Regions from separate parts of the Homo sapiens genome. Here region 2 is linked to region 1. A link is a loop called in an ENCODE intact Hi-C map of the cell type or tissue named here. Cell type or tissue: GM12878. All regions are shown on one strand. Each heading gives the region's core, and the rest is flanking DNA. Links, peaks and the distances in the headings are about the cores only.

Evidence for each region. Peaks named below come from ENCODE experiments on the same cell type or tissue, not always from the same donor. Only the 100,000 strongest peaks of a DNase experiment are listed, where the experiment ranks them.
Region 2: a loop joins it to region 1, with 2.1 times the contacts of the local background. A loop is called at or near these places in 16 of 110 quality-filtered maps.

The regions. Positions count from the first base shown.
Region 1 is chr16:10,308,276-10,324,734 of GRCh38, reverse strand. No RefSeq gene overlaps it. Among named protein-coding and RNA genes, the nearest start is that of ATF7IP2, 70 kb to the left of the region's middle. RefSeq lists a cis regulatory region at 1,272-1,593. In GM12878, for the core only: a CTCF peak has its summit at 9,739 (motif pointing left); a DNase peak (open chromatin) is centred at 9,755; H3K27ac peaks cover 23 bases.
Region 2 is chr16:10,360,758-10,377,216 of GRCh38, reverse strand. No RefSeq gene overlaps it. Among named protein-coding and RNA genes, the nearest start is that of ATF7IP2, 17 kb to the left of the region's middle. In GM12878, for the core only: no CTCF peak of the experiment used is centred there; a DNase peak (open chromatin) is centred at 6,736.

The DNA of each region.
Region 1 (16,459 bases), core at 8,308-10,807:
TCCAGCTAACTTCTGTATTTTTAGTGGAGATGGGGTTTCACCATGTTGGCCAGGCTGTTCTCAAACCACTGACCTCAAATGATCCACCCGCCTCGACCTCCTTAAGTGCTGAGATTACAGGCATGAGCCACTGTGGTTGGCTAGAGTAGTTGTCTTAAGGATTGACAAAGAGCCTCCCCTTGACCAAGCTTTAGGGAGATTCATCGAAATCCTCTTCCCAGTTAGGTCTCAACTCTTGGACTTCCATGGTGTTTTTTTTTTTTTTGTATCGCCCAATTTTAGCAAGAATCCTGCTAAGTCAGTTTAGCCAGAATCCTCAACCCTGGATATCTGATCACATTCCAGATCACCCTGGCTTACCTGCAGCAAGAGTCCTGTTAGGTCCATTTAGCCAGAATCCTCTTCTCTTACCACTAATGTTTCCTTTAGCTAATTTTCCACTCATGGATCCCTACCCTGTTTCTGGGCTATAAATTTCCACTTGTCTTTGTTGTATTTGCAATTCAGCCTATTTTTTTTTTCTTTTCTTTCTTTTTCTTTTCTTTCTTTTTTTTGAGATGGAGTTTCATTCTTGTTGCCAGGCTGGAGTGCAAATGGCACGATCTTGGCTCATTGCAAGCTCCACCTCCTGGGTTCAAGCAATTCTTCTGCCTCAGCCTCCCAAGTAGCTGGGATTACAGGCACACACCACCATGCCTGGCTAATTTTTGTATTTTTAGTAGAGACGGGATTTCACCATGTTGGCTAGGCTGGTCTCGAACTCCTGACTTCAGGTGATCCTCTTGCCTCAGCCTTCCGAATTGCTGGGATTACAGGCATGAGCCACCTCGCCTGGCTGAGCTGGGGTTTTTTTTTTTTTTTTTTTTTTTGGCTAGTGTATTTATTTTCATTTTAACATCTTTCTATAGACTTTGCTTTTGAAATGGCCACTACTGAATTCCTATGCACAGGCCAATATTTTTGTCTGATCATAGGGAGTTTCCACAGAAACTTTCCGAAACTGGGTATTGATAATGGTCATAACTGTAGATTTTTGTTAGTTCTGGTTTCTCTGTGCAAATATACCTGCAGGTAAAAAAAGATGGGTGGACCAGGGGAAGAGCTTTAGGGAGGAGAGAAAAAAATCTGTGACCCTGCCAACCAAAAAGTGAAATTACAAGTGCTAGCACTTAGAGAAATCACGGTTAGATTTACTCTGAGTCAAGTTGGAGGACTGAAGCCTGGGAACACATACTCAATATAGACCAAGAATCTGTCCCAATGTAGGTTGTGCAAGGCACAGTATATACACATTTTCAAACAGGAGGATGTGTGTGGCACAGAAGGTAGGAGAAGAGGGGAGAGAAGCAAGGGTTACATTTTTGTGATTCTCATTGGTGCTCCGTGACTGTATACATAAGATAAGGTAAAAGAGCAGTTGAGCGGGTCAGGAGAAAGGTTAGGCATCTTAGGGCCTGGTGGAGGGTGGCTGATTCCAGCCTGTCTTTGTTCTACCTCAGATAAACAAGTTTATACCCAGTACCTGTCAGTGAAATGTTTAACAAGCTCCAGTTACACAGGCACACAGGCAAGAGGTCAGCTTTAGTTTATAGGCATAGGGTTTTTTTTGTTGTTGTTGTTTTGTGACGGAGTCTCGCTTGGTTGCCCAGGCTGCAATGCAGTGGCATGATCTCGGCTTACTGCAACCTCCTTCTCCCAGGTTCAGGCAATTCTCCTGCTTCAGCTGTTGCAGTAGCTGGGATTACAGGCACCCATTACCTCACCCAGCTAATTTTTCTATTTTTCAGTAGAGACGGGGTTTCACCATGTTGGGCACGTTGGTCTTGAACTCCTGACCTCAAGTGATGCACCCACCTTGGCCTCCCAAAGTGCTGGGATGACAGGCATGAGCCACTGCACCCGGCCATATAGTCATAGGTTTATAAACCATGTGCCTAACTGTAGCTATTGTGGGTCACTGTTAACAGTTTCTTTTGAATTTTCCTTTTTCTGACAACCCCATGACCCATAAAAACACGAAAAGGAATACGGATTTTTTTTTTTTTTTAAAGACAGAGTCGGCTGGGAGTGGTGGCTTATGCCTATAATCCCAGCACTTTGGGAGGCCGAGGCGGGTGGACCACTTGAGGTCAGGAGTTTGAGACCAGCCTGGCCAACATGGCGAAAACCCATGTCTACTAAAAATACAAAAATTAGCTCGGTGTGGTAGTGCGTGCCTATAGTCCCAGCTACTTGGGAGGCTGAGGCAGGAGAATTGCTTGAACCTGGGAGGCGGAGGTTGCAGTCAGCTGAGATCAGGCCATTGCGTTCTGGTGACAGAGTGAGACTCCATCTCAGAAAAAAAAAAGAAAGTCCTTGCCTTTCCATGTGACCCCTGCTTTCGAAGCCTTATTAGAAGGGGTGCCCAACTTTATATCTTCTTGGTTCCCCCTTCTTTCAAGTTTCTTTCCTTAAAGCTGCTGAGAATGTAGCTCATTTATGTAGGGGCCAGCTGCTGTGCACAGGGTAAAATGGATAAAAAGCATGCCTCTGAGGATAACAAATGTGGTTGGCCTTGGTGAGATGGGAGTGGAGCAGATAAAGGCCCTTGGAAAAAAGAATAAGGAGCTGAAAAATGTCACATGTCTCTGGGAAAGGGAGAAATCATTATAGAACAAGAGAAGTAAACACTTAGAGCCTGGCTTAAAAGAGAAAACAACCAAGACGCCAGCCCTTGGGCAGAGAGAAGAGGACGTTGGAGGGGGGGGGCAGGTATGGTTCAAGGAAGAGCAACTGAGAGAGGAAGGAATGGGGGCTGGGGGTATGTAAGCCATGTCTGCAGCTGCTTCTTAGACCTACATAGCAAGGGCATGTCTTTACTCCCATCAGTTGGGAAACAGATGTAAAAGCCTTCCAAATTAATAACAAAGCTAAGGCTGAGCGTAGTGGCTCAGTCTTGCAATCCCAGAACTTTGGGAGGCCAAGGTGGGAGGATCACTTGGGGCCAGGAATTTGAGACCAGCCTAGGCAACATAGTGAGACCCTGTCTCTACAAAAAATGAACAAAATTAGCCAGGCATGATGGTGCGTTGCCTACAGTCCCAGCTACTCAGGAGGCTAAGGTGAGAGGATCACTTGAGCCCAGGAGGGTGAGGCTGCACTTAGTCAAGCTCATGCCACTCTGCACTCCAGCCTGGGCAATAGAGCGAGACCCTGTCTCAAATATACATACATACATATATATATATATATATATATAAAAATATAAAAATATATATATAAAAATATATAAAAATATATATATAAATATATATAAAATATATAAAAATATATGTAAATATATATGTAAATATATGTAAATATATATAAATATATGTAAATATATAAAAATATATGTAAATATATGTAAATATATATAAATATATGTAAATAAATATATGTAAATATATATAAATATATATATAAATATATATATAAATATATATACATATATATAAATATATATACATATATATAAATATATATACATATATATACATATATATAAATATATATAAATATATAAATATATATAAATATATATAAATATATAAATATATAAATATATATAAATATATATAAATATATAAATATATATAAATATATATATAAATATATATAAATATATATAAATATATATAAATATATATAAATATATATAAATATATATATAAATATATATAAATATATATAAATATATATAAATATATATAAATATATATATAAATATATATAAATATATATAAATATATATAAATATATATAAATAAATATATATATAAATATATATATAAATATATATAAATATATATATATAAATATAAATATATATAAATATATATATAAATATATACATAAATATATATAAAAAATATATAAAAATATACACAAATATATATATAAAATATATAAATATATATAAATATATATAAAAATTATATATATAAATATATATATAAATTATAGATATAAATATATATATAAATTATAGATATAAATATATATAAATTATATATATAAATAATATATATAAATATATATAAAAATTATATATATAAATATATAAAAATTATATATATATAAATATATATAAATATATATATAAATATATATAAATATATATAAATATATATAAATATATATAAATATATATATAAATATATATAAATATATATAAATATATATATATAAAGTGATTTTTCTTTTCTTGTTTTTTTGAGATGGTATCTTGCTTTGTTGCCCAGGCTGGAGTATAGTGGTGTGATCTTGGCTCACTGCAACCTCGGCCTCCTGGGTTCAAGTGATTCTCCTGCCTCAGCCTCCTGAGTAGCTGGAATGACAGGCATATGCCACCATGCCCGGCTTTTTTTTTTTTTTTTTAATTAGACAGGGAGTTTCACCATGTTGGCCAGGCTGGTTTAGAACTCCTGACCTTGGCCGGGCGCGGTGGCTCACGCCTGTAATCCCAGCACTTTGGGAGGCTGAGGCAGGCGGATCACAAGGTCAGGAGATGGAGACCATCCTGGGTAACACGGTGAAACCTCGTCTCTACTAAAAATACAAAAAATTAGCTGGGCGTGGTGGCACACGCCTGTACTCCCAGCTACTTGGGAGGCTGAAGCAGGAGAATCACTTGAATCCGGGAGGCAGAGGTTGCAGTGGGCCGAGATGGCACCACTGCACTCCAGTCTGGGTGACAGAGCAAGACTCTGTCTCAAAAAAAAAAAAAAAAAAAAAAAAAAGAAACAACTGTTATGATTCATTTATCAGAAAATATGTCTTTTAGATGTGGCAGGCCCTGGGGAGATTGCAGTGAACAAGACTGACTGGGTCTCCACTTGCATGGGAGTCCAATTCTACTAGGAAGGAAGGACAAAACGGGTAAGTGGTCAGATACATAAGATCCATTGTAACTGGGCGCAGTGGCTCACGCCTGTAATTGCCTAGCCAACATGATGAAACCCCAACTCTACTAAAAATACAAAAATTATCTGAGCATGGTGGTACACACCTGTAATCCCAGCTACTCAGGTGGCTGAGTCACGAGAATTGCTTGAACCCAGGAAGTGGGAGGTTGCAGTGAGCCAAGATAACGCCACAGCATTCCAGCCTGGGCAACAGAACAAGACTCTGTTTCAAAAAAAAAAAAAAAAAAACCATCATTATCATTTGGGGTAATTGTTATGATGAAAACAAGTGAGGAGCTGAGAGTTGAAAGGGGCATGGCCTGGGAGAAGACCTTTGCTGTGTAGGTTGGCATGGAAGGTCTTTCTGCAAAGGTGAGATTTCCTGCCACATGAGGGAGGAGTAGAAGTCAGCCAGGCAAGGCTCTGGGGAAAGAGCAACACAGGCAGAGGTCAGAGCTGTGCAGAGAGACAAAACCTTCCAATGGGAGAAACTGGTTCGGGGGAACTGGCACATGGTAAAACTGGCCCAAGAACTAGGAGCCGGATTATGCGATTAAGACAAATGCAGCGGAGACAGTAGTGATGGTTTTTTGTAAACAGGGGTGTGATATAGATATGCTTTATCTCATTGAAGATGACACTGGTTTCGGTATGGAGAATGGAATGGAGAAGAGTGGGATTAGACGGGTTTCCTGATTCTATCCGCACAGGAGACTGATTTCTTCCCACTTCTGCTCATCACATTGGCTGAACCCAGCAGATCACTGCCCGGTTGTCTGTCCTACAGAGGGAAACGATCGTCATAGCCACAAAGAAAACACAGCCCATTATCTTACCTGTGTCAATAGACAACAAAGAAACAGGTCACATTACACAATTTTCTGTTCATGGAGTGGACCTTTTCACATTGATTGACCTGGTACAATGTGGCCATTTTCTTAAAATGTCAGGGGCCATTGTCTTATCTGTGCAAGGCCCTGGGAAAGCTTCTTATTCTTGTGAGCAGTGCGTGAAGACTCTTTCTAATTATAGCCCTTCTGAATTCCTTGTCCTTTCCTTTAAATAAAGTGTCTAGCCATATGTTCAATGAGTAGTAATCTAAGTTTTATATCTTGCTTCATTTTCTTTGGAATCTGTTGGTGTCAGTGTTTTTTACAGTGTTACTGTAAAAATGTACTGAACTTTGGTTGAGAAAACTGGCTTTTCTGGAGATAAAGCAATTTTTAAAAAGAGGTTGTGTGGGAGTCTGTGTCCTGGTTGCAGAAATAGTGAAATCAGGCCTTTCAACTAATTCTCAACTTAGAATTTAGCTAGCTTTTTCAATGTTAACTGTTTTGCCTCGATTAAAACCCATTTGTTTGCAGTTCAAAATCATCTTGTGCTTATAAGTAAGGTCATGGAGTATCTCACCCAGAGATAGCCAGAGTTAGAGAAAAGCAGTGACTAAATAAAACACATTGACTATATATGAGAACAGAAACAGATGTAATTTTTTTTTTGAGACAAAGCCTGGCTTTATCGCCCAGACTGGGTGCAGTGGCACAATCTCAGTTCACTGTAACCTCTGCCTCCCAGGCTCAAGCGATCCTCCCACCTCAACCTCCTGAGTAGCTGGAACTACAGCCATGCACCACCATGCCTGGCCAATTTTTGTATTTTTTGTAGAGACGGGGTTTTACCGTGTTGCTCAGGCTGGTCTCAAACTTGTGAGCTCAAGCAATCTGCCCACCTTGGCCTCCCAAAGTGCTGGGATTACAGGTGTGAGCCACCATGCCTGGCCCAACAGACATAATTTTTTATTCCTGAATTAAGCCATACTGAGATCAGGAATACTTTTCAATATCCTTATATTAAATAATATAGGGAGCAAGCATAAAACTCTTAGCTGCCCATTCCAGGAAATCCTTGCCTTAGCAGGTGAGACTGTGAAATAGCTAAAATAGGTTGCTCATCAAGATTTGCTTCAAGGCTAAATGTGGTGGCTCATAGCTGTAATCTGACACTTTGGGAGGCCAAGGCAGAAGGATCACTTGAGGCCACCAGTTCAAGACCAGCTTGCGCAACTAAGCTCTAGAAAAATTAAAAAATTAGCAGGGTGTGGTGGCACCCATGTGTCATCCCAGCTACTTGGGAAGTTGAGGCAGGAGGATCACTTCAGCCCAATCATAGCTCACTATGGTCAAGTTTTGGAGTCATTGGTTATGCAGCAATAGCTAACTGATACATACAGCGGACACTGTTTATTATCTAAAAACATCCATTTCCCTCTCTTCTCAGCTAACAGAATTCAATCTTTTTTTTTTTTGAGATAGGGTCCTCCTCCATTGCTAAGGCTAGAGTGCAGTGGTGTGATCACATCTTACTGCAGCCTCGACCTCCAAGGCTCAAGGGATCCTCCCACCTCAGCCTCCCAAGTAGCTGGGACTACAAGTGTGTGCCACCATGCCTAGCTAGTTTTTAAAAATGTTTGTTTATTTATTTATTTATTTATTTATTTATTTATTTATTTTTTTGAGATGGAATCTCGCATTGTCACCTGGGCTGGAGTGCAGTGGCACAATCTTGGCTCACTGCAACCTCCACCTCCCAGGTTCAAGCAATTCTCCTGCCTCAGCCTCCCAAGTAGCTGGGATTACAGGCACCCGCCACCACGCCCAGCTAATTTTTTTGTATTTTTAGTAGAGATGGGGTTTCACTGTGTTGGCCAGGCGGGTCTTGAATTCCTGACCTTGTGATCCACCCGCCTGGGCCTCCCGAAGTGCTGGGATTACAGGTGTGAGGCACCACGTCCGGCTTAAAAATTTTCTGTAGAGACGAGGGTCTCCCTGTATTGGCCAGGCTGTTCTTGAACTCCTGGCCTCAAGTAATCCTCCTTCCTTGGCTTCAAAAAGTGCTGGGAGTACAGGTGTGAGCCACCATGCTCAGCAGAATTCAATTCTGTTGAGAGTATTTGACCTTAGGGCAGGTAGGTAGTGGCTAATTATATTGCCCCACATTGCGGGCTACACATAGGTATGGGCACATGGTCCAGCTTGGCTTCCCATGGGACCACCATCTAGGTGACTATGATAAGCTCAAAGATGAGCATGTGAATTGAGGTATGCCAGTGTGAACCCCACATATCTGAGGCAGGTCTCAGTCAACTCAGAAAGTTTATTTTGCCAAAGTTAAGGATGTGCGCCTGTAACCCAGCCTCAGGAGGTCCTGATGACATGTGCCAAGGTGGTCAGGGCAAAGCTTGGTTTAATAAATTTTAGGGAGACGTGAGACATCAATCAATGAATGTAAGATATATATTGGTTCCATCCAGAAAGGTGGAACAACTTGAAGCAGGGAGGGGGCTTCCAGGTCATACATAGGTAGATAAGAGACAAATGGTTGCATTCTTTTGAGTTTCTGTTTAGCCTCTCCAAAGGTGGCAATCGGACATACATTTATCTCAGTGAGCAGGGGGATGACTTTGAATTCTGTCTTTTGTCCACAAGGAAATTCCTTTTGAGGGAGGTATGTAGCCTTTTTTTTTTTTTTTTTTTTTTTTTTTTTTTAGGAGTCTCGCTCTGTCACCCAGGCTGGAATGCAGTGGTGAGATCTCAGCTCACTGCAACCTCTGCCTCCCGGGTTCAAGCGATTCTCCTGCGTCAGCCTCCCGAGTAGCTGGGACTACAGACTCGTGCCACCATGCCCAGCTAATTTTTTGTATTTCTAGTAGAGATGGGGTTTCAACGTGTTAGCCAGGATGGTCTTGATCTCCTGACTTCGTGATCCACCCGCCTCGGCCTCCCAACGTTCTGGGCCTCAAAAAGTGCTGGGATTACAGGTGCCAGCCACCATGCTTGGCCGGTATGTAGCTTTTATCTTTTTGAGGAAAACAGTGGGAGGCAGGTTTGCCCTATGCAGTTCTCAGCTTGACTTTCCCTTTGGCTTAGTGATTTTGGGGTCCCAAGATTTATTTTCCTTTCACGCTAATCAGTTCCTCTCTAGAGTTTTACATATGGAGGCGAGATGTGAGAAAAATTATGGCTGACATGGGGGCTAAGTCAGATTGATTTGTTTTAGACAAAAATGAATTTTATATCTGAATATTTTGGAGAAAATTCATGCAACTCCTATCTGCATAATAAATTCACTGCCACAGTGAACTTAAATGTCACCTTGGCCGGGTGCGGTGGCTCACGCCTGTAATCTCAGCACTTTGGGAGGCCGAGGTGGGTGGGTCATCTGAGGTTGGGAGTTCAAGACCAGCCTGACCAACATGGTGAAACCCCGTCTATACTAAAAATACAAAATTAGCCAGGCATGGTGGTGCATGCCTGTAATCCCAGCTACTCAGGAGGCTGAGGCAGGAGAATCACTTGAACCTGGGAGGCGGAGGTTGCGGTGAGCTGAGATCACACCATTGCACTCCAGCCTGGGCAACAAGAGCGAAACTCCATCTCAAAATAAATAAATAAACAAATAAATAATGTCACTTCCATCAACATATGAACTGCACTACAAGATAATAGTGAGCCTTTAGACTTTTGGGAAGAGAAATACCAAATAAAAATAAGATGATACATAATCATTTTTATGACTCCCACTGAAATTTTCTTTTTTGCCTGGATGAAAACAGTTGAAGCAATGGATTCTCATAATGAGTAAGAGAATCGGGTCAAATGAACCCGTCTCCAAGGAGATTTAAAATGCTTTTCAAACCCTCTTGATAGTAACCACGATTTATGCATTTTCTTTGAATTCTATTATTCTGGGCCCAGCTTGCCGGCTTGTCTTACATCATTATTTTAGACTAAAGCTCCATCTTCTGGAGAAGGAATGATATATAACAACTACTCAACACATTGACTAACAGTCAAACTCAATTTGGAAGTTCCTGAGATGGTGTCTTTCTTAGTCATCTCAACAATTTCTCATTGGCAGCTCATTTTTCCCCCTCTGGAAAGAATGTCATCTCAGTGGGGCATGGATGCTAGATGGAAGCTATTGATCACCTTCCCATTCTTGAGGGGAGATTCATAGCCTACTTCTATTTTTATGTTTATGGTTTCTGCAGCAGGAGACTGATTGGAATAATTCCCCTCCCCTCTGCATGTTCCTCGTATCATTGAATAGGTACCGGGTATTATTTTCATATTCTCTAGAGAAATCTATTTATCTGCAGCTCTTGCTATATTTTATTCATATGGTCTATTCTGAAGCTCCTTTTGAATGCAAATATTTTATTTTATTTTATTTTATTTTGAGACAGGATCTTGCTCTGTTGCCCAGGCTGGAGTGCAGTGGCATAATCAGCTTACTGCAGCCTCAACCTCCTGGGCTCAAGTGATCCTCCCATCTCAGCCTCCTGAGTAACTGGGACTACAGACATGCCATTACCCCTGGCTCATTTTCGTATTTTTTGTAGAGGTGGGGTTTTGCCATGTTGCCTAGGCTCCTGGGCTCAAATGATCCTCCCTCTTTAGCCTCCCAAAGTGCGGGGATTACAGGTGTGAGGCACTGTGTCCAGCCTGAATGTAAATATTTTAAGGGTTTAGGTTAATGGTATATTTTTGAGAGATTAAAAAATGGTCACTTTTTCCTTTTTTTTTTTTTTTTTAAACAAACTAAATTTTTTAAGAATAGTTTTAGCTGGGCACAGTGGTTCACACCTGTAATCTCAACACTTTGGGAGGCCAAGGCAGGTGGATCACCTGACGGCAGGAGTTTGAGACCAGCCTGGCCAACATGGTGAAACCCTGTCTCTACTAAAAGTACAAAAATTAGCCAGGCATGGTGGTAGCTCCCTGTAATCCTAGCTACTTGGGAGGCTGAGGCAGGAGAATCATTTGAACCCGGGAGGTGGAGGTTGCAGTGAGCTGAGATTGCGCCACTGTACTCTAGCCCAGGCAACAAGAGTAAAACTCCATCTCAAAAAAAAAAAAAAAGAATAGTTTTACATTTTACAAAAATTGTGAAGGTAGTACAGTGTCCTCATACATCCTGACTCAGTTTCCCCTGTTAGCTTACATTAGTGTGGTGCATTTGTTACAATCAACGATCTAATATTGATGCATTAACTAAAGCCCATACTTTATTCGGACTGCCTTAGTTTTTACCTTGTGACAGATTTCCTGTTCCAGGATCCCATCAAGGATACCAATTACATTTAGTTGTCATGTCTCTTTAGGGTCCTCTTCGCTGTGACAGTTTCTCAGAATTTGTTTTTGATGACAGTTCTGAGAAGTACTGGTCAGGCAATTTGCAGCACGGCCCTCTACTGAGATTTGTCTGATGTTTTTTTTTCATGATTAGCTGAGGTTATGGATTTTTGGAAGAAAGATGATAGTGGTAAAATGCCATTTTTATCAAGTGATACCAGCGCATACTGTTGACATGACTTATCATGGTTGATGTTGGCCTTGATCACCTGGTTGAGGTAGTGTTTATCAAGTTTCTCACTGTACAGTTGCTCTTTCCCTCCCTTTGTGCTCTTTGTAAGGAAGTCACTCTGTGCAGTCCACACTTAAAGCATGATGAGTTATGCTCCACCTCCCTTTTTGTGTTTATTTTTAGAATCAAGGTTTCACTCTGTTGCCCAGGCTGGAGTGCAGTGGTGCGATCATAGCTCACTGCAGCCTTGGCCTCCTGGACTCAAGGGATCTTCTTTCCTCAGCCTCCTGAGTAGCTGGGACTACAGGTTCACACCCTGCAGGCTAATATTTAAATTTTTTGAAGAGATGGAATCTCACTAAATTGCCCAGGCTGGCCTTGAACTTCTGGGCTTGGGTGATCTTTCCACCTTGGCCTCCCAAAGCACTGGGATTACAGGGATGAGCCATCGCGCCTGGCTGATCCTAGCACTTTGGGAGCATCAAATATAAAATATATATAAAGAGAAACCCTAGTTGTTGTTTCATTCTCATGCAAACCAACGGCCTGTGGTGTGCTAGTAAATGTTTAACAACCTCAGTCTAGTCATGAGGAAACACCAAGTTAAGGGACAGTCTACAAAATAAAAGATCAATATTTCTCAAAAGTGTCAAAGTGGTGAGGAATAAAGGAAGACGGAGAAACTGTCACACATTGGAGGAGACCAAGAAGACATAACTAAATGTAAGGTGGGGTCCCAATTGGATTTTTTTTTTTTTTTTTTTTTTTTAGAAAGGGTCTCACTCTGTTGCCTGGGCTGAAGTGCAGTGGCGCGATCTTGGCTCACTGCAACCTCTGCTTCCTGGGATCAAGTGATTCTCCTGCCCCAGCCTCCTGAGTAGCTGGGATTACAGGTGCCCACCACCACGCCCAGCTACTTTTATTTTTGGATTTTTAGTGGAGATGGGGTTTCACCATGTTGGCCAGACTGGTCTCAAACTCCTGGCCTCAAGTGATTCACCTGCCTCGGCCTCCCAGAGTGTTAGGATTACAGGCATGAGCCACCATGCCCGGCCCCAATTGGATTCTGAAATGGGGAAGGGCCCCAGAATAAGCCAGTGTGGCATAAAAATTGTTTTGAGCCGAGGGCTTCTGACTTTCTGAAATCTCTTATCTGCCTAAGAGCAGAGCCTCCCAAAAGAATAAAAAAGAACTCTATTGTCATAAATCTTATCCCTGGGAACAACTCCAATCTTCTCTGAGACAGAAGTCAGCCACACACCAAAGCAGACAGTCACAAAATCTGTCATATCCCCCATCTAGTCTCCTAAGGGCTCATTTATCTTTCCAAAACCTCGTTTGTTTTTCCACAAGTGCTCTTTCTTCCCTTCTCCTTCATCTATTTTGTCTTTTTCGTTTCCTGTCTTTTTTTTTCGAGACAGGGTCTCCCTCTGTTGCCCGGGCTGGAGTGCAGTGGTACGATCATAACTCATTGAAACCTCGACCTACCAGGCTCAAGCAATCCTCCAACCTCAGTCTCCCAAGTAGCTGGGACTACAGCTATGCATCACCATGCCCAGCTAATTTTTTTTTTTTTTTTTTTTTGTAGAGACAAGTTCTCACTTTGTTGCCCAAGCTGGTCTTGAACCCCTGGGCTCAAGTGATCCTCCTGCCTCAGCCTCCTAAAGTACTGTGATCCTTCACCTATTAAGATGGATTATAAGCCCCAAATTCTATTTTTTTTTTTTTTTTTGAGACAGAGTCTCGCTTTGCCCGGAGTAGAGTGCAGTGGTGCATTCTCGGCTCACTGCAACCTCTGCCTCGTGGATTCAGGCAATTCTCCTGCCTCAGACTCCTGAGTAGCTGGGGTTACAGACACCTGCCACCATGCTCGGCTAATGTTTTGTATTTTTAGTGAAGATGGGGTTTCACCAAGTAGGCCAGGCTGGTCTCGAACTCCTGGTCTCAAGCGATCCACCGGCCTTAGCCTCCCAAAGTGCTGGGATTACAGGCATGAGCCACCACGTCCGGCTATAAGCCCCAAATTCTAACCACTCCTTTGAGTCACATTTTCTTTTCTGTGAACTCCCATGTGCATACATACATATGGAAATAAAACGTCTTTTCTCTTGCTAGTCTGACTTGTGTCAGTTTAATGTATGGACCCTGTCAGTGAAAATAAGGGAGCAGAGGAAATATTTTTCCTCCCAGAAGGCGGCAAAGGACATTAGTGGAAAAACCGGTGAAAAATGAATAAGGTCTGCAGTGAATTGTCCTAGTGCTAATTTCTTGGTTTTGATGATTGTAAGACCTTAACATCAGAGAAACCTAGGTGAGAGTACACAGGAATGATCGGTGCTATCTTTGCAACTTTCTGATAAATCTAAAATAATTTCAAAGTTTAAAAAGTTAAAAACAAAGGAAAATCATAGCAACAACACTATCAAAGACCATAGGCCTTGAAGCCAGCCTACACTGGATTTATTTTTATTTATTTATTTTTTTGAGAGGGAGTCTCGCTCTGTTACCCAGGCTGGAGTGCAGTGGCATGATCTTGGCTCACTGTAACCTCCACCTCCTGGGTTCGAGTGGTTCTTCTGCCTTAGCTTCCTGAGTAGCTGGGATTACAGGCCTGTACCACCACACCTGGCTAATTTTCGTATATTTAGTAGAGACAGGGCTTTGCCATGTTGGCCAGGCTGGACTCAAACTCCTGACTTCAGGTGATCCACCTGCTTCGGCCTCCCAAAGTGTTGGGATTACAGGTGTGAGCCACCATGCCCGGCCTGGATTTATTTTTATTTTTTATTTTTTTCTCTGGATACCATTGATTGGAATCTCATTCTGGATTTAAATCTTGATTATTCCACAAATCTATTGGGCAATAATGAGCTGAGTGAACCTAGGGCAAGTTAATCTCACTCTTGCAACCATCAGTTTCCTCCACCAACAAATAGATGGGACAGCGACGATATGACCCACCTCACAAAGGTGTGGTGATGCATTTGTGTATAAAGCTTGCAGTAAGTATCTTCCAGTGTTCAGTAGAACCATAACCATCACATCTGCTTTTTTGGCCTCTTCTATTTGTGCTGGGCTGGGGAGAGGCGCAGGGCCCTGTGGCCAGTCTCTGTCAGGGTTTCCTGCACCTAGAGGTCAACTTGCTCTAAGAAGAGAGGTTTGATGGAAATCTGAATTCTTGTCTCTTAAAACAGAGGCAGGGCTGTGCGAGGTGCCTGTAATCCCCCCACTTTGGGAGGCCGAGGCAGGCAGATTACTTGAGTTTAGGAGTTTGAGACCAGCCTAAGTAGCATGGCGAAACCCCATTGCTACAAAAAATTAAAAAATTAGCTGGGCATGGTGGTGCGTGCCTATAGTCCCAGCTACTTTGGAGGCTGGGGTAGGAGGATCGCTTGAGCCCAGGAGGTCGAGGCTGCAGTGAGAGCTGTGATTGTACCACTGCACTCCAGCCTGAGTGACAGAGTGAGACCCTGTTTCAAAAAAAAAAGAAAAGAGAAAAAGAAAAAAAGAAACCAGAGGAGGCGGTTCAGGCCAAGAAAATGGTGCCTTTTCTCCTGTTATTCTTCTTTCCGTACCCAGACAAAAATTACTCACCGTCAAGCACGTTTATCTGTGTTTATCGTATTCTTCAGTCTCTGTGAACTTGAACGGCTGTGTTTTTGGAAGGAGAAGGCCAGCACTCTGACTGCTGTCTGTCTTCAGCTGACTCTGCAGTCAGGCTGCTCCTGGCCCCAGCGGAGAGAAGCAGCCAGCATGATGGGCTCCATTTGATTCAATCTATTTTATGCAGCCATGGGGAAAGGATGACCTGAGAAGACAGTATAGAAAAGAGAATCAGGAAGCAAGAGTTGGGATTTGTCTCCAGGTTTGGAAATTCTTTTGTCTCAATCACCAGTATGCTAAAAGGTCCTTTGGGTATCTTTGAGGATGAAATGGAAAGATAACTTCAGAGTCAGGAAGTTTAGAACTCTGTTCTAAAGAGTTAAGAGGTCAGCAGGGCGCGGTGGCTCATGTCTGTAATCCCAGCACTTTGGGAGGCTGACGTGGGTGGATCACCTGCGGTCAGGAGTTGGAGACCAGCTTGACCAATATGGTGAAACCCTGTATCTACTACAGACACAAAAATGAGCTAGGTGTGGTGGTGGGTGCCTGCAGTCCCAGCTACTCAGGAGGCTGAGAGAGAAGAATTGCGTGAACCCAGGAGGGAGGCAGAGGTTGCAGTGAGCTGAGATCGTGCCACTGCCCTCCAGCCTGGCGACAGAGACTCTGTCTCAAAAAAAAAAAAAAAAAGAAAAAAGAAAAAAGAAAAAAGAATTAAAAGGTCTTGGGAAAGTTAGCAGCCTTTTCTGGACCTAGGGGGAGGTGATAATGAAAAATATTCATTAAATCATCTGTAAATGACTCATGTCACTGAATGAGCTAGATTACTCTATGAGGTAGACATTACACCAATAATCAAGCAACAACACCAATGGCAAGATTAATGACACCAGCAGCTATGTATGTTTTAAGTGTTACTATTGTTAGAGCGCGAAAAGAAGAAGGAATGGATGGAGGTGGCTCTACAGCAACACAGATCAAAGCCCTGCAGAGGGGGACACCAGCTAGTGCCGGAACCCACTCCCGCTTACAGACTTGGGTAATTACAGGTCAGGACGGGACAGGTCTTTGCTTGCTGCAAAAAGGGACAGGCAATGTGGCTAGCTGCTAAGGAGGGAATTTCCTGGGTTCAGGCGGTTAGGCCTGAACTTGTCTGGTAGGGTGTTTCTCACAGCCGAGACCCACTGGAATTTTCCACTCTGACTAGGGTTGCGAAATGGCAGGGGTTTACAACATGGTGCAGCTTGGAATAACAACTATGTGCTGGGCAGTAGAAATGAAAAGTGCCTAGACACATCCCTTGGCTGCTCGAAATCTAGAGGGGAAGAGACACAGACAAGTTGTGGTCTAATAAAAAAAAAATTGGTTTTTGGCCAGGCATGGTGGCTTATGCCTATAATCCCAGCACTTTGGGAGACTGAGGTGGGAGGATCACCTGAAGTCAGGAGTTCGAGACCAGCCTGGCCAACATGGCGAAACCCCGTCTCTACTAACAACACAAACATTAGCTGGGTGTGGTGGTGCGCGCCTGTAATTCCAGCTACTTTGGGAGGCTGGGGCAGGAGAAT
Region 2 (16,459 bases), core at 5,690-8,189, 55 kb before region 1:
GTGGCCCACACCTATAATTCCAGCGTTTTGGGAGGCTGAGGTAGGCGGATCATTTGAGATCAGGAGTTAGAGATCAGTTGGCCAACATGGTGAAACCCCGTCTCTACTAAAAACATGAAAATGAGCCGGGCATGGTGGCGCACGCTTGTAATCCCAGCTACTCAGAAAGCTGGGGCAGGAGGATCGCTTGAACCAAGGAAGCAGGGGTTGCAGTGAGCCAAGAACATGCCACTGCACTCTAGCCTGGGAGACAGAACGAGACTCCATCTTAAAAAAAGAAAAACAAAAAACAACTCAAACAACTCTCAGGGCAGAAACATGGCTATTTGGAAGACATTCCTTATAAACACTGAAAGACAAATGAACAACCTGCTGCCACATGAGGCAAAATATTACATTTAAGCAAAAAAAAAAAAAAAAAGATACACTAAATGCCTTGGAAGAAAAGCTCATGATTGGGATTCACCGAATAATTAGGGCAGTAAACACCAACAATGAATCCTGGGGAATATTGAAAGCCATGGCCTTGCCCGCAGCATGATTAATATTCATAAAAGACCTGAGAAGATCCTACCCTATGATTTTAACTCTGGCTGATTGTTAGAGAAAAAAGGAACTGAATGCTAAAGCAGAGACAAAGAGCTCCAAGAAAGGTAAATGCAAAGGGCTCCACACTAACATGTTATATCATCAAACTGTCAAATACCAAAGATACAGAGAGAATCTTGAAAGCAGCAAGAGAGAGGCACTCTGTCAGGTAAAGGGGATCCTCCAAAAGATCAACAGCCAATTTCTCAGCAGAAACCAAGGAGGTCAGAAGACAGTGGGATGACAAATTTGAAGTGCTGAAAGAAAAAACAAAACAAAAACAAAGGAAAAAAAATAAACAACCACACTGTCAACCAGGAATTCGATACCTGGCAAAACTAGCCTTCAAAAATGAAGAAGAAAATAGGACATTGCCAGATAAACAAAAGCTGAAGAAATACGTAACTAGCAAACCTGCCCTACAAAAAATGCTAAAAAGACTCCTTTGGGCTGGGTGCAGTGGCTCACACCTATAATCCCAGCACTTTGGGAGGCCGAGGTGGGTGGATCACGAGGTCAGGAGTTCAAGACCAGCCTGGCCAATATGGTGAAACCCTGTCTCTACTAAAAATACAAAAATTATCCAGGCATGGTAGCAGACGCCTGTAGTCCTAGCTACTCGGAAGGCTGAGGTAGGAGAATCGCTTGAACCCGGGAGGTGGAGGTTGCAGTGAGCCAATATCATGCCACCGTACTCCAGCCTGGGCAACAGAGCAAGACTCCATCTCAAAAAAAAAAAAAAAAAAAAAAAAGACTCCTTCAAGAAATCCTGAAAGAAAATAAAAGGACACTGAACAGTAACACAAAGCTACATGAAGAAATAGAAAACACTGGTAAAAATAACTACCAAGAAAGATGCAAACACCAGCATTATTTTATTTTTGGTTGATTGCCCCTTATTTTATTTCTGTGTGATTTTAAACATACAAAAATAAGTCTATGTTAATAGACACACAATGTATAAAGATAAAATTTGTGATAAGGCTGAGTGCGGTGGCTCATGCCTATAATCCGAGCATTTTGGGAGGACAAGACAGGCAGCTCACCGGAGGTCAGGACTTTGAGACCAGCCTGGCCAACATGGCAAAACCCTGTCTCTACTAAAACTACAAAAATTAGCTGGGCGTGGTGGCAGGCTCCTGTAATCTCAGCTACTTGGGAGGCTAAGGCAGGAGAATCACTTGAACCTAGGAGGCAGAAATTGCAGTGAGCCAAGATCATGCCACTGCACTCCAGCCTGGGTAAAAGAGCAAGACCATGTCTCAAAAAACAAACAAACAAAAAATTGTGACAGCAATAACATATGGGGAGGTAAGGAACTGTATAAGAGCAGGAATTCTGTATGTTATTGAATTTAGGTGATAATAATACGGTACCTTAAGAATCTAGTTGTAATCTTCAGGTAACCACTAAGAAAATAAATTTTTAAAAATTAACATGCTGGGCATGGTGGCTCACACCTGTAATCCCAGCACTTTGGGAGGCCGAGGCAGGTGGATCACATGAGGTCAGGAGTTCGAGACCAGCCTGGCCAAGATGGTGAAACCCCATCTCTCTAAAAATACAAAAATTAGCTAGGTATGGCGGTGGGTGCCTGTAATCCCAGCTACTTGGGAGGCTGAAGCAGGAGAATCGCTTGAACCCAGGAGGCGGAGGTTGCAGTGAGCCAAGATCATGCCATTGCACTCCAGCCTGTGTGACCGAGCGAGACTCCATCGCAAAAAAAAAAAAAAAAAAAAAAAAAAAAAGAAATTCACACAAAAGGAAATGAGAAATAAATAAAAATGCTATGCTACAAAAAATCACTTAAACACAAAAGAAAAAGGTAATGGAAGAATTGAGGAACAACATCAAAAAAAGACATGGAGAGGCCAGGCGTGGTGGCTCATACCTGTAATCCCAGCAGTTTGGGAGTCCAAGGCAGGCAGATCAGTTGAAGTCAGGAGTTTGAGGCCACCATGGCCAACATAGTGAAACACTGTTTCTACTAAAAATACAAAAATTAGCTGGGCATGTTGGTGGATGCCTGTAATCCCAGCTACTCAGGAGGCCGAGACTAGAGAATCACTTGAACCTGGGAGGTGGAGGTTGAAGTGAACCCAGATTGCACCACTGCACTCCAGTCTGGGCACCAGAGTGAGACTTCATCTCCAATTAAAACAAAAAAAGACAGAAAAACCAAATAGAAAAGTGACAAGTAAGTCCTTCCATATCAGCAATTACTTTAAATGTGAATAGAATAAAGTCTCCAATTAAAAGCAGAGTTGGATTGACAGAATGGATTTAAAAAATAAACACAATCCTACTATGTATCTTCCATAAGAGATTTACTTTAAATGCAAAGATATAAGTAGGTTGAAAGTGAAAAGATAAAAATAGATATTCTATGTAAATAGTAACAAAAAGACAGAGTGGCTATCTTAATATCAGACAAAGTAGATTTTGCACGAGTCAAAGATAGGCATTATATACTGATAAAAGGGTCAACCCATAAAGAAAATATAGCAATTATAAACATATATGCACCTAACAACTGAGTTCAAAAATGTATGATGCAAAACCTGACAGAAATGAAGGAAAAACTAGACAATTCTAAAATTATCATGGAGACTTCAATACCCCACTTTCAATAATGCATAGAACCACTAGGCATAAGACCAAATAGAAGGTAGAAAACTTGAACAATAGTATACACTAACCAGACCTAAGAGATAAATGGAGAACATTCTACCTGAAAACAGGAAAACATACAATTCTCCCATATACATGGAATATTGTCTGTAATATACCATATGGTAGGCATGGTAGACCACACCTGTAATCCTAGCACTTTGGGAGGCTAAAGCAGGAGGATCACTTGAGGAACAGGAGTTTGAGACCAGCCTGGGCAGTATAGTGAGACCCTACCTCCACAAAACTAGCAAAAAAAAAAAAAAAAGGCTGGGCATGCTGATATGTGCCTGTAGTCCCAGATACTGGAAAGGCGGAAGTGGTAGGATCACTTGAGCCCAGGAGGTCAAGGCTGCAGTGAGCCATCATTTCACTAGTGCACTCCAGCCTGAGCAACAGAGCAAGACCCTGTCTCAAAACAAAGAAACAAAGCCTGATTTTTTGCAAATGGCAAAATTGTGTATATTAAAATCCCCCCAAAAATCCACTGACACATTATTAATAAATGAATTTAATAAGATTGCCAGATACAAAGCCAATATACAAAAATCAATTGTGTTTGTATATATCACAATTAATAAATGAAAACTTTAAAGTAGTACTATTTCCAATAGCATGAAAATATATCATACATAAGTGTAACTCTAAGGAAAAAATGTGCAATACTTCCATACGGAAAATGACAAAGCATTATTAAGAGATATTAAAGAAGATAGTAGATAACATGCTATATCCATAAATAAGTGATATTGCAATCCTATAGGGAAACTTTTTTTTTTAATACTAAGTGGTGCTGGGTCAAGTGGCCATTCATTTGAAAAAAAAAACATATTTTGCCCTCTGTCTCATGTTACACACACACGCACACACACACACACACACACTCAATTCCTGATAATTCCAGTTTGCTTCAACTGTTAAAGGTAAGATAATAAATTTTTCATAGGAAAATGTTAAGAGCATTTTTATAACCAAATTAGGCAAACATTTCTTAAAGAGGACACAAAAAGCACTCACTGGGAAAATGGATAATTTGGACAACCTTAAAAATAAGCACAGGCAGGCCAGGCATGGTGGCTCATGCCTATAATCCCAGCACTTTGGGAGGCAGAGGCCAGCGGATCACGAGGTTAGGAGTTCAAGACCAACCTGGCCAACATGATGAAACCCCATCTTTACTAAAAATACAAAAATTAGCTGGGCATGGGGGCGTGTGCCTGTAATCCCAGCTACTCCAGAGGCTGAGGCAGGAGAATCACTTGAACCTGGGAGGCAGAGGTTGCAGTGAGCTGAAATCATGCCACTGTACTCCAGCCTGGGCAACAGAGTGAGGCTCCTGAAAGAAAGAAAGAAAGAAAGAAAGAAAGAAAGAAAGAAAGAAAGAAAGAAAGATGAAGGGAAGGGGAGGGGAGGGGAGGGGAGGGGAGGGGAAGGGAAGGGAAGGGAAAGGAGCCCCTTTTCTTTTCTTGTTTTTGAGATGGAGCCTTGCTCTGTCACCCAGGCTGGAGTGCAGTGGTGCAATCTCGGCTCACTGCAACCTCCACCTCCCAGGTTCAAGTGATTCTCCTGCCTCAGCCTCCCAAGTAGCTGGGATTACAGGCATGCACCACCACGCCTGGCTAATTTTTGTATGTTTAGTAGAGACGGTGTTTCACTATGTTGGCCAGGCTGGTCTCAAACTCATGACCCTGTGATCTGCCCACTTTTGACTCCCAAAGTGCTGGGATTACAGGCATAAGCCACTGTGTCTGGTGAAAATAAGCACTTCTGCTTATCAAAATACTCCACTGGGAGAATAAAAAAGTAGTCCACAGAAGGGGAGTAAATATTCGCAATTTATATATCCCAAAGTAGATTTATATCCACAATATATAAAGAACACCTACAAATCACTAAAAGTGATAGGCAACCCAACCAAAAAAAAAAAAAATGAGCACACATATTTTGAACAGACACTTTACAAATGAGGATATCCAAATGGCCGATAAACAATACAAAAATGTTCAACCATATGAATTAGGAAAATGCAAATTACAACCATAGTGTGATCCACTACATACCTACTAGATAGGCTAAAATGACAAGGTCAAAAATATCAAGTGTTGGAGAGAATATGCAACACCAAGGACTCTCATGTGCTGCTGATATGAGTGCAATTGGTACAATTTGACTTTGTACCAATTGTACAAAGTCCAGGTGTATTGTACAGTTTGTATTGTCAAAACTTTGACAATATCTACTAAATTTGAATACAGCAATGCCTCATGCCCCACCAATTCTACTCCTAGTTTTTGTTTTGTTTTGTTTTGTTGTTGTTGTTGTTGTTGTTTTTGAGATGGAGTCTCGTTCTGTCACCCAGGCTGGAGAGCAGTGGCACGATCTCAGCTCACTGCAACCTCCTGGGTTCAAGCGATTCTCCTGCTTCAGCCTCTTGAGTAGCTGGAACTACAGGTGCCCGCCACCATGCCCGGCTAATTTTGTTTTGGATTTTTAGTAGAGATGGGGTTTCACCATATTGGCCAGGCTGGTCTCAAACTCCTGACCTTGTGATCTGCCCGCCTTGGCCTCCCAAAGTGTTGGGATTACGGGCGTGAGCCACTGTGCCCAGCCATTCTACTCCTAAGTTTGTAACAACAGAAATGCCTATGTGTGTATAACCAAATGACATATACCAGAATGTGCATAGCAGCACTATGTGTAATAACCCGAAACTGAACGTGTCCCAAATGCCCATCAATAATAGGGTATAACCAGAATATGGGCCAGACATTGTGGCTCACACCTGTAATTTCAGCACTTTGGAAGGCTGAGGCAAGAGGATAGTTTGAGGCCAAGAACTGAAGACCAGCCTGGGCAACATAGTGAGACTCTCTCTCTACAAAAATATATTAAAAATTTGGTCAGGCACAGTGGCTCACGCTTGTAATGCCGGCACTTCGGGAGGCTGAGGAGGGAGGGTCATTTGAGCCCAGGATTTTGAGACCAGCCTAGGCAACAATGAGACCCCATTTCTACAAAAAAAGGGAAAAAATATTAGTGGTACATGGCTGTAGTCCCGGCTACTCAGGAGGCTGAGGCGGGAGAATCACTGAAACCTTGGAGGTTGTGGCTGCAGTGAGCTATGATCTCATCACTGCACTCCAGTCTGGACTTGAGCAAGACCCTGTCTCAAATAAATGAAAAAGATATTTTCCCTTCTCTCTGACCTTTTCCTCCTCCATTCATGATTGCCTGCACATAGTCATTTCAATAAGTGGTAGTCACTAATAATTGATTATCTTCCTGTCCTAGCCCCAAGGCAGGCTGACCAAAAGGTTAATGAACTTTCTTTTTTATTAAACAACAATTCTTAAATCACGCAGACCTCCTAGATGGCTTCCAGATGTTAGACTTGTCAAGGGAGCTGCCAGGTGGCTTTGACCACCAGAAATCTCACCTCCCACAAACTTTTCTACTAAGCTACTGGCATAGTTAAATGATAACCTGCCATTGTTTCTCAGCTTGCTTTCCATAGTAACTGGCAGTCACAAACACTACTGTAAAACTTAAGACTGGTCTTTGGGATATTTTTCAGGCTTTACCTGCAAGAGGACCAGCTGACACCATGTGGGTCAGTGGCCCATGTCCCCAGCCAAGGAACTGACTTGACTGGTCGTGTGACTCCCCTATTTTGCAAGGACTGACTCAGCTCATGAAGACAGCTTAGACACTGCTATGATTTCATCCCTAATCAATCAGCAGAACCCATTCTCTGGACCCCTGCTGATATGGTTTGGCTCTGTGTTCCCATGCAAATCTCACCTCGAATTGTAATTCCCACGTGTCAAGGGAGGGAAGTGATTAGATTATGGGGGTGGTTCCTCCATGCTGTTCTCGTATTAGTGAGTGAATTCTCATGAGATCTGATGGTTTTATAAATGGTTGTTTTTCCTGTGCTCTTACATACTCTCTTGCCTGCTGCCATGTAAGACATGCCTGCTTTTCCTTCTGTTATAATTGTATGTTCTAAGGCCTCCCCAGCCATGTGGAACTGCAAGTCAATTAAACCTCTTTTCTTTATAAATTACCCAGTCTTGAGCAGTTCTTTATAGCAGTGTGTAAATGGACTAACACACCTGCCCACCAAACTATCCTTTAAAAAATCCTAGCCACTGGCTGGGTTCAGTGGCTCATGCCTGTAATCCTAGAACTTTGGGAGGCCAAGGTGGGTGGATCACTTGAGATTACAAGTTTGAGACCAGTCTGGCCCACATGGTGAAATCCTGTCTCTACTAAAAATACAAAATTAGCTGGGCATGGTGATGGGCACCTGTAATCCAGCTACTTGGGAGGCTGAGGTGGGAGAATCACTTGAATCCAGGAGGCAGAGATTGCAATGAACCAAGATTGTACCACTGCACTCCAGCATGGGCAAAGGAGCAAGACTCCATCTCAAAAAACAAAAACAAAAACAAAAACAAACAAACAAAAAAAAGAACAACAAAAAACAAAAATATCCTAACCTCTGAATTCTCAGGGAGGTGGCTTTGAGAAATATCTCTTGTTCTCCCACTCAGTTGTCTCACAATAATTAAACTCTTTCTTTACAGCAACAACTGCTGTCTCAGTGTTGGCTCTATGGGCAGTGGGCAAGAACCCACTCAGGTGGTAACAATGTAGCAGGTCCCTGAAAGATGCTTCTGCAGTGGGACTTGTTCTCTCTTGCCACTCTTGGGAGTTCTGCCACCATGTGGACAAGTCCAGGCTAGCTTGCTGGAGAAAGAGAGATCATGCGGAGAGAAGCTTCAATTATCCCAGCCATTTCACCCTGCCCAGTCAAGTGTCCTGGTATTTGAACATGTGCAACGAAGAATAAATAATTAAGCCCATGCTCAACATAGCTGAGTCCTTCCCAGATTGCTAGCCTGACTAACTTTGAGCTAATACATGTTTGTAGTTTCAAACCAGTAAGTTTTGGGCTGGCTTGTTACATGGGGCAAAAGCTAACCAATAAAATATCATATTTCAATGAAAACTGCTTTTTAGGGGTAAAAAGTAAGTAATGGAAGGGGGGAAACCTTCCTGAATTGAAAGTAAGTCTGCATCTTCTTCAACCCTATCTCGTGCAATTAAACATTCCCCATATGGTAAAATCACCTAGAAGCTGTACCTGAGAAGTTGTGATGTCTCATGAGATAACTATTAACCTGTAACCTTAAGCTACGTAAACTGGTGTCAGACACATCTTAAGAGTCTTTTTGTCAACACTGAAGTAAGGACCAAGTAATAATTGAGCCAGTGATTGGATAGATAGTGTTAGTCAGTGTGAGGTCTGCAGACTTGCACCAATCTGGTTTGCTTTGTTACTGGTTTGCTTTGAGACAAGTACAGAAAGGGACAATAAGAGTTTGGCATCTAAGTAGCAATTTAACATTGCTAAGAAAATGTTATTGTATTTTACAAAAGTAGTGTGTTTGCAAAGGGTTGGGGGAAAAAACCCAACTGATCTTTCACTGAAGATAGTTTGAGAAGCACTGTTTAACTCCCTCTATTATATTATGATTACACCTCAAATAGATTTTGTTCTTTTCCTTGTTGTTTCCATTTCCCTTTATCTTCTTTCCACCTTTTATCACTTCTCCAGGATTCTGTTATCATATGGATGGAATGAAAGACAAATCATAATAATAATAGGATAACTTGTCTTTTTCTGCTTCAAGATCAGAGGCTTTCTATTCAGACTGCAGATTAAAATTACACAATTCAAGAAAAGCAAAAACAAAAATAAAAGATCACCAAATCCAGTTTAATGTATGTCAGTTATACCTCAACAAAGCTGTTCAGTTATTTGTAATCACCTAATCTGTTCTATATACTAGATATTCAGATTTTATTGGTCCGGGTGGGGATCTGCGTATTGGGAATTTTTAGAGATGAGGTCACACGGCACTGTCCAGGCTGGTCTTAAACTCCTGGCCTCAAGCAATCCTCCTTCCTTGGCCTCCTAAGGTGCTGGGATTATGAGCATGAGCCACTGCACCCAGCTGGGATTTTTATTTATTTTTTAATTTAATTTTTTTTTTGTTTGTTTGCGACAGGGCCTTGCTCTGTGACCCAGGCTGGAATGCAGTTGTGCAATCATAGCTCATTGTAGCTTCAACCTCCTTGGCTGAAGTGATCTTCTGATCTTCTGGCCTCAGCTTCATGAGTAGCTGGGACTATAGGCACATGCCACCACCCTCAGCTAATTTTTATTTTTTGTAGAGATGGAGTCTTGCTATGTTGCTTAGGCTGATCTCAAACTCCTGGCCTCAAGTAATCCTCTCTTCTTGGCCTCCCAAACTGTTGGAATTACAGGCGTGAGCTACAGTGACCAGCCAGCATTTTTTTTAGAAGCTCTTCAGCTAGATCTAATATGCAGCCAGCATTTAGAACTATTGCTCAGTTTCTTTCTTTCTTTCTTTTTTTTTTTTGAGATGGAGTCTCGCTTTGTCCCCCAAGCTGGAGTGCAGTGGCACGATCTCGGCTCACTGCAAGCTCTGCCTCCCAGGTTTACGCCATTCTCCTGCTTCAGCCTCCTGAGTAGCTGGGTCTACAGGCGCCCGCCACCATGCCCAGCTAATTTTTTGTATTTTTAGTAGAGACGGGGTTTCACCATGTTAGCCAGGAGGGTCTCAATCTCCTGACCTCGTGATCCGCCCGCCTCGGCCTCCCAAAGTGCTGGGATTACAGGCGTGAGCCACCGCTCCCAGCCTATTGCTCAGTTTCTTAGTCTCTGCCAGAATAAATATTGGATGTCGAGATGGCTTTTTTACTCATGTGGCATAAACTGGGCTTCTCAAACTGGAATATGTAGGAATATGCAGTAATATGCAGTGCCAGGTCAAGGGAAATTCCTAGCCAAACCACAAACACATTTCATTTTTATGAAAGGTTAACTTTACTTGAAGACTTTGGGGGTAACGTCCATAGCTTCTAAGATGACTCCCAGTGATCCCCACTTGGGAGTCATACCTTTTTAATTCCCCTCTTACTGAGTATGGGTTGAACTTGAACTGCCTTTTTTTTTTTTTTTTTTTTGAGATGGAGTTTCGCTCTTGTTGCCCAGGCTGGAGTGCAATGTTGCAATCTCGGCTCACCGCAACCTCCGCCTCCAAGGTTCAATTGATTCTCCTGCCTTAGCCTCCTGAGTAGCTGAGATTACAGGCATTAGCCGGCCATTTTGTTTTTAGCAGAGAGACGGTTTCTCCATATTGGTCAGGCTGGTCTCAAACTCCTGACCTCAGGTGATCTGCCTGCCTTGGCCTCCCAAAGGGCTGGGATTACAGGTGTGAGCCACCGCACCCAGCCTTGAACTGCTTTTAACAAATAGAATATGGCAGGAATGATCAGATGTCATTTCTGAGATTAGGTTACAGCAAGTCTGTGACTTCTGTCTTGGGAACCTTCCCTGGTTCTCTTGGAAACCTGTAAGCCTTCCTATAAAAAGGCTCACCATGAGAAATTGCTGCCCAACAACCATGTGAGTGAGCTTGGAAGTGGATCCTCAGGCGCAGTAGAGTCTTTTTATTTATTTATTTATTTGTTTGTTTGTTTATTTATTTATTTATTTTCAGGCAGAGTCTTGCTCTGTCACCCAGGTTGGAATGCAGTGGCGCAATCATGGCTCAATGCAGCCTCCACCTCCCGGGTTCAAGTGATGCTTCTGCCTTAGCCTCCCCAGTAGCTGCGATTACAGGCATGTGCCACCACGCCCAGCTAATTTTTTTTTTTTTTTTTTTTTTTTTTTTTTTTTTTGAGACGGAGTCTCGCTTTGTTGCCCAGGCTGGAGTGCAGTGGCGGGATCTCGGCTCACTGCAAGCTCCGCCTCCCGGGTTCACGCCATTCTCCTGCCTCAGCCTCCCAAGTAGCTGGGACTACAGGCGCCCGCCACTACGCCCGGCTAATTTTTTGTATTTTTAGTAGAGACAGGGTTTCACCATGTTGGCCAGCTGGTTTCGAACTCCTGACCTCAGGTGATATGGCCACCTTGGCCTCCAAAAGTGCTGGGATTACAGGAGCGAGCCATTGTGCCTGGCCAATTGTCTTGAGCTGACTACAGTTGACAGCTCGACTGGAACCCCCTGCACAATCTTGAGAAGCACCCACCTAAGCTGTACCTGCATTCCTGATACACAGAAACTGTGAGACGCTAAGTGGTTTTTGTTTGAAGTTTTGGGGTTGTTGCATAGCAATGGATAACTAATTCAGAAAAGAAAATACATAATTTGACTCTTACATAATAAAATATTTTTTACATGAAACAAACGTATGTAGGGCCAGGTATGGTGGCTCATGCCTGTAATCCCAGCATTTTGGGAGGTTGAGAGCAAGAATTCCTTGAAGCATGGAGTTCAAGATCAGCCTGGCAACATAGCAAGACCTTGTCCTTGTCCTACAAAATGTTTTTTTTTTTTAATTCGACACTTATAGTGGCACATGCCTGTGGTCCTAGATACTTGGGAGGCTGAGGTGGGAGGATCGCTTGACCCTAGAAGTTTGAGGCTGCAGTGAGCTATGATCAAGCCACTGTACTCTAGTCTGGGTGACAGAGCAAGACTCATCCCTTTTTTTTTTCCTGAGATAGTCTTGCTCTGTTGCCCAGGCTGGAGTGCAGTGGCATGATCTCAGCTTACCACAACCTCCACCAACCAGGTTCAAACAATTCTCCTGCCTCAGCCTCCCGAGAAGCTGGGATCACAGACACACGCCACAACAGCTGGCTAATTTTTGTATTTTTAGCAGAGATGGGTTTCACCATGTCGGCCAAGCTGGTCTCAAACTCTTGACCTTGTGATTCGCCCACGTTGGCCTCCCAAAGTGCTGAGATCACACTGTGCCTGGCCTGCAAGACCTATCTCTAAACAAAAAATAAGAATTTAAATAAATAAACAAACAAACAAGCTGTCGGGTGCAGTGGCTTATGCCTGTAATCCCAGCACTTTGGGAGGCCGTGGCAGGCAGATCACCTGAGGTCAGGAGTTTGAGACCAGCCTGGCCAACATGGTGAAATCCCATCTCTACTAAAAATACAAAAATTAGCTGGATGTGGTGGTTGGCACCTGTAATCCCAGCTACTTGGGAGGCTGAGGCAGGAGCATTGCTTGAACCCGGAAGGCAGAGCTTGCAGTGAGCCGAGATCATGCCATCACACTCCAGACTGGGTGACAATAGAGAAACTCCATCTCAATAAATAAATAAATTGGAAAGGAAATGAACACCAGCTGTAAGAAAACAAACCCTAAGGTCAAGATTACAAACTGTAGTGGCCAGGGGCGGTGGCTCATGCCTGTAATCCCAACACTTTGGGAAGCTGAGGCGGGCAGATCACCTGAGGTCAGGAGTTGGGAGACCAGCCTGACCAACATGGAGAAACCCCATCTTTACTAAAAATACAAAAATTAGCCGGGTGTTGTGGCACACGCCTGTGATCCCAGCTGCTCAGGAAGCTGAGGCAGGAGAATTGCTTGAACCCAGGAGGTGGAGGTTGCGGTGAGCTGAGATCACGCCACTGCACTCTAGCCTGGGCAACAAGGTTGAAACTCTATCTTAAAAAAAAAAAAAAAAAAAAAAAAAAGGAATACAATCTCTAACAGATTAAATTGTTAAATTAGTCTTGTATAGAAAACTTTATAATCCTCAGACCAGGCTTGGTGGCTCACTCCTGTAATCCCAGCACTTTGGGAGGCTGAGACGGGCAGATCATGAGGTCAGGAGTTCGAGACCAGCCTGGCCAACATGGTGAAATCCCGTCTCTACTAAAAATACAAAAATTAGTCAGGCATGGTCATGGGCACCTGTAATCCCAGCTACTCCTTGAATCTGGGAGGTGAAGGTTGCAGTGAGCTGAGATCATGCTTTTGCACTCCAGCCTGGGCGACAAGAGCAAAAAACTCCATCTCAAAAAAAAATAAAAAGAAAAGAAAACATAATCCTGTTAATTTCCTTTGTTTTCTGTGTATGTGAGCAAGAACTTAGCTTTTAACTTGAGTACACTGATTCCATTTTCTCTAGTGCTCATGTCTCCAGACAAGAAAATGACTGCCCTCTTGGGTTTTAGACTTTCATGGGGCCTGCAGCCCTTTTATTTTGGCCAATTTCTCCCATTTGGAATGGGAACAATTAACGAATGCCTGTACCCCCATTGCATCTTGGAAATAACTAACTTGCTTTGTATTTTACAGGCTCCTAGGCAGAAGGGACTTGCCTTGTCTCTGATGAGACTTTGGAGTCACACTTTTGGGCTAATACTAGAATGAGGTAAGACTTTGGGGGACTGTTTCCTTTCCATGTTTTTTTTTTTTTTCCTCAAGATGTCGCCCAGGGTAGAGTGCAGTGGCGGGATCTCGGCTCACTGCAACCTCCACCTTCCGGGTTCAAGCAATTCTCCTGCCTCAGCCTCCTAAGTAGTTGGGATTACAGGGGCATGCTACCACGTTTGGCTAATTTTTATATTTTTAGTAGAGACGGGGTTTCACCATATTGGTCAAGCTTGTCTTGAACTCCTGACCTCAGGTGATCCACCCAGCTTGGCCTCCCAAAGTGCTGGGATTACAGGCATGAGCCACCATACTTGGCCTCCTTTCCAATTTAAAAGAGTATATTTAACATTCCATCTTAGACATTGTGATAGCTGTGAAGTCTTTGTGTGAGAAAGGTTTATTCAAGTGAAAAGCCATTCCCAGCTTTTCACTTGAATAAACTCTTTAAAACTGGATTTTAAGCCTTTCAATTATTTCAGGTTGACATAACTAAATAGAACAAGATTATATACTCTTAGAATGCATTCAGACTGTGAACTATAAAATTACTCCATTCTTGTTAAAGCTTTACTTTTGGGGAATTCACATCAATGGGTATCAGAGCTAGGCACAGTGATGTGGTTAAAAGAAAGGCGCCTCGGCTGGGCACAGTGGCTCATGACTGTAATCCCAGTACTTTGGGAGGCCGAGGTGGGCAGATCACCTGGGGTCAGAAGTTTGAGACCAGCCTGGCCAATGTAGTGAAACCCTGTCTCTACTAAAAATACAAAAATTAGTCAGGCATGGTGGTGGGAGCCTATAATACCAGCTACTCGAGAGGCTGAGGCAGGAGAATCGCTTAAACCTGGGGTGTGGGGCAGAGGTTGCAGTGAGCTGAGATCGAGCCATTGCACTCCAGTCTGGGTGACAGAGGGAGACTCTGTCCCAAAAAAAAAAAAAAACAAAAACAGAAAAAAGAAAATAAAAAAAAAGAAAGGTGCCTCACCACAGATGGTGTTGCAGACTATGTCTTTGATAACATAGTTTATGGAAATATTTACAGAGTGAAAATTACGCAAATGGGTAAAGGTACAATGTTCCTAGCTCCCTGGACTCCCCACATGACTGTGAGAGAGGAGACAGGGGCTGGTTAGGCAGATAAGAGGCGGAGGACCTCAGAAGAAAGATAATGCCTACAGGAATGCACCCGCAACCACCCCTGTTATACAGCTAGCAGATGGAAATGTGGTTAAGAACTTCCTCTTTTACTAGAATTTTTGCTCAAAAGGATGTTTGTCCCGACTTAGACACAGGCACAATAAATCAACTAAATGTCCTTAACCTGACCCAAGCTCATTATAATATCATTAATATGACATCTGCAGTGCAGTTTTACCCCCCCTCAGTGGGCTTTTCTGTGGTGCTTATGGCTAATAACTAACATGGAGTAACTATAGAGAAGAACGCACCTGCGCACTAACAACTGGGACCAGGAAGCAGCCAGGAAGCAGAGGTTTGTGTACGATGCAAATGAGAAAAACACCCCTAGAAAGGAAGGATACAAGCCCCTGGGAAGGCTGGGCATGGTGGCTCACACCTGTAATTCCAGCACTTTGTGAGGCTGAGGCAGGCAGATTGCTTGAGGTCGGGAGTTCGAGACCAGCCTGGCCAACATGGTGAAATCCCGTCTCTATCAAAAATACAAAAATTAGCCAGGCGTGGTGGTGCATGTCTGTAATCACAGCTACTTGGGAGGCTGAGGCAGGATAATCGCTTGAACCTGGGAGACGGAGGTTGCAATGAGCCGAGATCGTGACATTGCACTCCAGCCTGGGCAACAGAGCAAGACTCCATCTCAAAAAACAAAACAAAACAAAACAAAACACCCTGGGGCTGACCTTGTTGGTGGCAACCCACTTTCAGGACCCCTGTCTTTACTGAGAACTTTCTGTTGCTTAATAAAACTCTACTCTGTGCCAGGCATGGTGGCTCATGCCTGTAATCCCAGCAATTTGGGAGGCCAAGGCAGGTGGATCACCTGAAGTCAGTAGTTCGAGACCAGCCTGGCCAACATGGTGAAACCCTCTCTGTACTAAAAACACAAAAATTAGCTGGGCATGGTGGCAGGTGCCTGTAATCCCAGCTACTCAGAAGGCTGAAGCAGGAGAATCGTTTGAACTCGGGAAGCAGAGGTTGCAGTGAGCCGAGATCGTGTCATTGCACTCCAGCCTGGGTGACAAGAGTGAAACTGTCTCAAAAAACAAAAAAACAAAAAAACAAAAAAACTCTACTCTGCCTTACCTACCCTCCTGTGTCCAATAAGGAAACTGTGACAATTGTATCAGTACCAAACATAAGGCCCAAGTGGAGTGATGAGTCCAGCAGGAGAACACTGCTTTTCCCCCTTGTATTAGTCCATTCTCACACTGCTATGAATATACTACCTGAGACTGGGTAATTTATAAAGAAAGGAGGTTTAATTGACTTATAGTTCTGCATGTCTGGAAGGGTTTGGGAAATGTACAATCATGGCGGAAGGTGAAGGGGAAGCAAGGCACCTCTTACATGGTGTCAGGAAAGAGAGCGAGTGCAGGGGAAACTGCCACATTTTTTGTTTGTTTGTTTTGTTTGAGATGGAGTCTCGCTCTGTCACCCAGGCTGGAGTGCAGTGGTGCTATCTTGGTTCACTGCAACCTCCGCCCCCTAGGTTCAAAGGATTCTCCTGCCTCAGCTTCCCGAGTAGCTGGGACTACAGGCACGTGCCACCGTGCCCAGCTAATTTTTTGTATTTTTAGTAGAGACGGTGTTTCACCTTGTTAGCCAGGATGGTCTCGATCTCCTGATCTTGTGATCTGCCCACCTTAGCCTCCCAAAGTGCTGGGATTACAGGTGTGAGCCACTGCGCCTGGCCGAAACTGCCACTTTTAAAGCATCAGATCTCA